2 separate regions of the Mus musculus genome follow, and region 1 is linked to region 2. A link is a contact called in ENCODE Hi-C data. All regions are on one chromosome and are shown on one strand. Each heading gives the region's core, a stretch centred on a gene start or an enhancer-like site at or near the end of the contact. The rest is flanking DNA. Distances are from core to core; before and after follow the strand shown. Region 1 holds the start of Gata4 (GATA binding protein 4). Region 2 overlaps Gata4 (GATA binding protein 4).

Region 1 (3,492 bases), core at 830-3,329, 38 kb before region 2:
AGGAGAATGTCGCCTGGCAGCTGTTGGAGACCTTGGCGACACAGAGGCGTATCACACATGGCTGTTCCCCCAGACACTTAAGCCCCGAGCTTCAGACTTCATGGGTAACAAAACCAGGAACGCTAGGTTTGGCCCCGGAGCTTAGCGCATTTTGGTCTATGAGGGACACTACAGTGAGGCAAATCTGAGATCTAAGGCACACAAGTCAGAGAAAGAGAGAGGGGGGGGGGAGGGGGAGGAGGAAGGGAGGGAGAGAGAGGGAGAGGGAGGGATAGAGGGAGAGAAAGGGGGAGAGGAGAGAGAGAGACAGAGAGACAGACACGCCTCGTTGGCTTGGGCTGTGGGCCTTTGGCTTCGTTTCTCTTCTGCTCACCAGGTAGTTGAGGGTTTCTTGTAAAATAAAGCAAGGGCCACGCCATTCTCTGCATTCATCCGAGAGTCTCAGAGGAGATGTTGTGGGAGGGTTCCTTGATGCTCAGCGATGGCCTCTGAAATCCTCAGAATACCATCCCTAAAACTTTACCAGATCTCGAACCTGCAGGCCCTGATTCTGACTGGCATTGTTTAGGATTGGGGGGGGGGGCTGGAGAAGGGACCCTAATCATGGGGCCCCAGCTTCCGGGGCGCCCAAGGGCTCAAACTGGCGGCACCCGGGGCTACTTCGGTAAATCAAGCCAGAGTGCGGGCAGCTCAGCACCCCTGACGGGCCTCAGTTTTCTCTCCTCTAGAGCCGCTCTGGACCTCGGGCCCCTTCGGTTTGGAAAAGAGAATTCCCCCGGCGCAGCCGTGCTCAGTCCTTCCTCTGGGATTTTCCTGAGATCCCCACGGGTTGGCCAAAGTCCCACGGGTTTTCCCTTTCAATTGGCTCGGCGTCCCAGCCTGTTCCTAGCGCCTGGGTTGCTTTTGCACTGGCGGGGCAATAGCAATAGCAATCTGCAGTCAGTCCTCGAACTGCGGGAGCCGGTGCCATCCCGAGCCTTCTCGGGCTGCACAGGGTTCTTACCAGGTGGTATTCCAGCCCTCTCCTGACCCCTCTAATCTTGTATTGGAAACCGGTGCCGGGGAGAGAAATGAGGGCTTAAAAGAAGAAAAAAAAAAGTTTAGCCCAAAGCGCGAGAGCCACCAGAGAGCTGTTATCTGCAGCTGAAGGCTGTGGTAATCGATGGGTTATTTTTACGCGGTAATAGGGCCCTGTGATTGCTCTATTAACCTTTAGACCTGTCTGAGGGACTCTCCCCTCACAGCTCCACTGCGCCAGGGCCTACAGGCACTGACGCCGACTCCAAACTAAGGTCTGGCACCCTCCCTACCCCCACCCTAGGGAAGGAACTACAGTCCTTGAATGGGCTCTAAGGTTAGAGACCAGGCTCCCCACCCCCACTTCATCCTTTTGATTGGACCCCAGTCGGTGAGGGCTACAGGGAGTGATGAGAAGGGACGGGAGACCGCAGGAGTGGGAAGAAGTGTCGGCGGCGAGGGGTGCGCGTTTTGTATAAATACATAAACTCCTGGGCTGGTGGAGGTTCTCGGCGCCTTGCAGTCTCCACCGGCTCGTGGGAAGGAGAAAAGAGCGCTTGCGTCTCTAGGCACTGACCTTAAGGGCCAGTTCAGGTTTTAGTGCCTCCTGACCCTCTCCCGAGCTCACTTCAAGGGCCCCGTAGATCTGAGGCTAGCAAGGCATCCCGGGTGACCCAGTGCCCCACCGGCGACCATGAGCCCAGTGTGCGAGGTCACCTTCTCCTCTACCAGCCCCGCCCCTTGAACAGGGCGCTGGACGTGGACCACTGAGAGTAGGGAGGAAAGAGAAGGAGAATAAACACGATCCTTGGCAGAGCAGCAAACCGCAAGGACGTCGGGCTGCACTGAGGGCAGAACGGAGCGCCCGGCACTGAGTGCTTTCCTTCCCCGAGAGTTCCGCGCGCATGGACTTTGCCTGTTGGGGGAGCTTTGGGAAGAGTCCTGCGGGCGGGCGCCGGGCGGAGGTGCTGCCGGGTCCGGGCTCCCCCGCCCCCGCCCTTGCACGTGACTCCCTTAGGCCAGTCAGCGCAGGCGATCGCTACGCGGGGGCCCGGGGAACCGCGCCGGGAGCAGGGGACAAGCCGGAGGCCCGCAGAGTGGCCGCCCGAGGCTCAGCCGCAGTTGCAGCTCCGCGGACTCACGGAGATCGCGCCGGTTTTCTGGGAAACTGGAGCTGGCCAGGTAGGGTTCCCCGAGTCCCTGCTCTTTTCCGGGGCAGGAGAAACTCACAAGTCCGCCGCCCTAGTTTGCCTGGAATAGGGAGGTAGGTAGCTGGGAAAGGAGACGCCGGTCACTCCAGTGCCCCCAGATTGGCTAAAAACTGCTCCGCTTTTGACTTTGGCCTAGCGAGGACTATTAAATCAAGTGAGACTGATTAGCAGCAAAAACTGATGGGTGCTGGAGAGGTGCGTTTGGATTGTTTGGGAGGGAACATGAATCCTTTTAATCCGTCCTGTTTGCAGATTCTCCAACTCTGCCTTCCATCCCACTGGCCAGGGCCCGTGTAATCTCTCTGACCGACTGACCCTGGACAGGCCGCATAGCCCACACTTTGGGGTGCAGATAGGATAGTGTCTCCAGCCTGCCACGCAGGGAGTGCAGAGTGGCAGTGGCAGGCAGCCCTGGGACCTGGGGGAGGGCTGGAGGCCCTTGGAGATAGGCTCGGAAACTTGCGGATCTCTTCTGCTTTCTGTCCAACCTCCTCAAACTCCTCTAGGGCTCAGGAATTGTGTGTGTTATGCACTGCTGAATACTACCCACATACACCGCTTTCGGGGAGAAAGCGACCCAGGGCCAAAACCCCGGCGGAAATCAGGGATAGTCTTGGGTAGTCGGCTCAAGCTCCCCTGATTCACGTATTCTATCGCTTGGATGTGACCCGGGAGAGTTGGCAGTTGTTACTCTTGGGGAAGAGATGTCTGGGTGATGAACTTTCACCAGGTGGAAGGAAAGAGGGGCTTTTCGGTTGAAAGGAAGAGGATAGTGAGGGACCCGAGGCAGTAAAGGATCCGGGGAAATAAGGCCGCGCTGCTGGGAAGCACCTCGGGAATTTATTTCCTGTACCTTTGGAAAAGGAAGGCAGCCAGGAAGGACGCTTCGGACATTAGAAGAAAGAAAGGTTACCTGGGGAGATTACGGAGGGTTAGTGTATAAGTTGGTTAGTGACCATTCTCAGTGTGGCGGGGACCGGAGAGACCCGCGGGAGCCTAAAGGAAAGACCTGTAAAAAGACACATTCCAGCGCGGTGTATTTTCTGACTCTCAAAAACAGGTTCCAGAAAAGCTGTGGACTAAATCCTGAAAAGAGAAATAATTTTCTTTCTGTTGGGGAACTTGGGATGAACGTTGTAGGGTGATTTGAAAGAGAGAGAAAAGTCTAGGCCAGGCCGGACTAGACTTAAGTGAAAAGATGGAGGTTACTGGGCCCCAGATCATAGATAGGCAAGAATCCACCCAGGAGAATGGTTTCTGGCCT
Region 2 (3,560 bases), core at 210-2,709:
CCCAACCCAGGTGGTGCTTGCTTGGGAATCATATTTCTTCTCTTTCAAAATGAGAATTTTAAAAAGAAGTTATGATGTCATAGAGCAGCGCTTTCCTGAAAAGAGAAGCCCCCACAATTAGTCCCAGCAAAGCTGCTTTCTGGCCGCCTCTGTTGCCACCATGCTGCAGGGCACCTTGCATGTTCTGTTTCTCATTTTGCAAGTCAGAGTCAGCATCTTGCACCTCCATTACATCGCCTTTGTATTAATCACTTGAGGTTTCCCTATAGGGGCTGGAGAGACATCACAGTGAGTAAGAGCACTTTGTTGCTCTTGCAGAGTAACAGGGTTCGGTTCCCAGAATCCACACGGTAGCTCCCAACCATCAGTAACTCTAGTTCCAGGGGGTTTGATGCCTTTTCATCTTTGCAGGTACTAGGCACACACATGGTACATATACATTCATGTAGGCAAAGTGCTTATACACACAAAACAAGTCTTTTTTAAAAAATAAAATACCCATGTAACATTTCACCGAAGTGGTTGGGTAGTAAGATTTTGTGGTGGACTCCATACACAGGCATGCCTGGCTAGACGTCTTGAGGAAACATGGTCTTTGCTTCCTGCCCTGCCCCCTCCTTTGGCTGCTGAGTGGCACTAACAGGTCTATCTGGGTGGGACTTCCACAATTCCTATCCTAGGCCAACGGTATCTGCCACGAAGTCCACAGCCAGTTGACAGTTCTGAAAATGGAATGAGTCATCTTGTCGCTCACTATTGATTCTCAGGGCCAGTCTGTTAACCCCGACCACTAGCATTCTGAGACCTAGGCACCCTCTTAGCTCCTGTGGCATCTGTCAGCTTGTTTAAATCACAGATGTTTGCTAAATGTGTCTGGGTGATGAATGCATATTCATCAATGTCCAATGACTTCACCTGGGTAGGAAAACCACTGTTAGAAGGCACTGCCTGGTCTTTGAGGTGCACTCGCAGGGGGTTCCTCAAGTCAGCCTTTGTGTTGAGTTCTCAGAGCAGGGATGGATGAGTAGGCACCAGAGAGGACACATCTATGGACTCCGCTAATTTCCTTTGATATGCATGTACAGGAATGGGCAAAGTGTGAGGGAGCGCGGGAAAGCGGGATCTCCCTTCTCACAAACAGCAGTGGATCACAAGGGGTTTTTACCCTAGAGTTGAAATGAACCAGAGGGGGAAAGAAACTGGCATGAGCATCTTTAAAGGGAGAGTATGGAGTTGAACCTATTAGAGAAACATTGTGGTCTTGGTTACATTTAGAGACTGTAGTGCCATCTAGTGTTCATGGCGAACAAAAGCCTACTGCTAACTCCCTCTCAGCCCTGCTGGCTTCTGGCTCTGGGAACTCCTGACCTTTCTACTGTTCTCAGGAGAGGGCTTGAGAGGAAAGAGCCAGGCTGACAGGCTGCAGATGACAAGCTGCTGGTGCTGGTGCTGGTGGTGGCCCAGTAGAGAGCAGGCCATGGGCAAGAGTCACCTCTAGAGGCAGGTGACCTTGATGAAAGGCCTTCAGTGTGACACAGGTGTAAAAATAGCCTCTGTGCTGACTTAACTCCCTGGCTTGAGCAAACGGCCCCTCACACCTGTATATTGTTTGCTTGGCATAGACACACTGCTACCTGTTTGCAGGTGTAAATGACTGTTTATGTACCCAGAGTTATGAGGAGGGTGCCCTATCCGTTTCCAGCCAACGTTCTCTTAGTACGGATTACTGAACAGCAGAGCTGGCAAACCCCAGACCTGGGGCTAAAGGAGGGAAGGACCTTTAAGGGGTCCACTTTTAAGGGGTACCACTGGCTTTCCCGGAGAACTCAGCATTGCCTTTGGTATCAGGAAAGGGGTAATATGGAGACCAAGGTGGCTATGCTTAGGGACAAAAAAAAAAAAAAAAAAGTAGATGGCATGAGTCAGAGAGAATTCTGGAAGCTTTTAACTAGGCTTAATATAGGTCAAAGGGAATGAGAAAACCAACCCTACCTCTCTCACTTGGACAATGAGAAGGGACATGTGGGCTCCGCCAGTTGTAGAATTCTGCAGACATGGAAGATAAAGGGGAAGGTTTAGTGAATGGAAGGATGGCAGAGGGTGACAGCCTTCTTCTGGTGGAGGGCTGACACTTACATTTGATTGACTCTAAGGCACTAAGGATTTTGGTCTGTGTCTTTATTATATGCTCCATATACCAAGAAAAGGGCAAACAATAATATCAGATCATGCATATGGTTACAATGGGATCCTAGTTTCATTTCTGTTGCTGTGATAAAATACCCTGACAAAAAGAAACAGAAGAGAGAAAGGGGTTTACTTTACATTACAATTCCAAGTTACAGTCCCATCACTGTAGGGAGTTCCAGGAGCAGGAGCTTGAGGTAACAGTTCCCATCACATCCACCGTCAAGAGCAGAGAGAAAAGAATGTGTGCATCCATGCTTGCTTGCTTGCTTGCATTCCTTTTCTCTACTCTTGCACAGTTCAGGACTCCTTGCATAGGGAATGGTGCTGCCTACACTGGGCTGGGTCTTTCCACATCAATTAGCTTAAGACAATCTTCCATATGCATGCTCACAGCCAATCCCATGTAGACTCATTGAGACTCTCATTGAGACTCTCTTCTGAGGTAATTCAGTTCGCAATAGTTCTGTGTCAAGTTGACAGTTAAAGCTAACTGTCACATGTGGGAAAACTAAGAACGACTCATTTAAGAATGTAAACAAAACTCTAGTCTCCCTGACCTAGACAATCTCCTTCTAGAATAGAATTCAGAGTAATAAGCAGAAACTCATAGATTTACATACAAAGAGACCCATATTTACAAAACAAATGCCAGAAACTAGGCAGGGATTAAGCAGCTATTGAAGAGCAGAAGCGAAAGGTGAGGAAACATTTCAATGATGGACAATTACAGTGTGATGGGAGGAGTTTATAATACACTTCCAATGTGGTAACACATTAGGGCAGTAAGCAAACATAGCAAAGCAAGATAGGCTTGACCATATCAGCTTGACCTCAACTAGGCAAAAACATGTGTCAACACTGGAAGTCTTACAAAGGACAGAATAAAACGACACACCCACAACTCTGCTAGTGACCTGTACTTTCTTTATATGTTTCAGTATTAATTCTCCTACAGTGTAAATACCTCTACATTCCATCACACACACTCCAAAGGAACAATAATCAGCATGAGTTACTTTTGCAATTACTAGGACCACGAGAGCTAGGGAAAAAAATTGCTTAACAGATAACAGAGTTATTCTAGCTTATGATTTCATAGGGATTTGGTTCCCTGTGGCAAAGGAATCATGGAGGAGTGGGTAGGGCTGTCAGTATACTGTGGAGGTTTTAGAGTACCACAGACCAGAAAGCAGGGAGAGCACATGAGGAGCAAGGGTCCCAGTGTAACCTTGAGCTTCTGCCAGCCGGGCTCCACCTCCTAGCTGGGTTCCACAGCCTCCCAAAATAGAGCCACCAGCTGGGGACCAGGTGTCCAAAACAGAAGGCTGTGAGGACAGTTCATGATCAAATCATCACATGGCCATACTTTT

Evidence for each region. A loop is a pair of places that touch in the nucleus more often than their neighbours do.
Region 1: a map of heart shows a loop between it and region 2 (2.3-fold over the local background). The contact joins the promoter of Gata4 here to the enhancer-like site in region 2. A Hi-C loop is called at or near these places in 5 of 37 maps with a recorded cell type or tissue (all heart).

What each region holds. Positions count from the first base shown.
Region 1 is chr14:63,243,858-63,247,349 of GRCm38, reverse strand. Gata4 (GATA binding protein 4) reads left to right here and starts at 2,079. Exons shown (of 7, transcript NM_008092.4): 1 at 2,079-2,199.
Region 2 is chr14:63,205,035-63,208,594 of GRCm38, reverse strand. The region is part of intron 2 of Gata4 (GATA binding protein 4); the gene reads left to right. Among named protein-coding and RNA genes, the nearest start is that of Neil2, 13 kb to the right of the region's middle. Within about 2 kb of position 1,459, at least 1 of the 3 ENCODE cell types and tissues checked has a DNase peak (open chromatin) inside an H3K27ac peak, as active enhancers do; it is heart, where a contact is called at or near this core.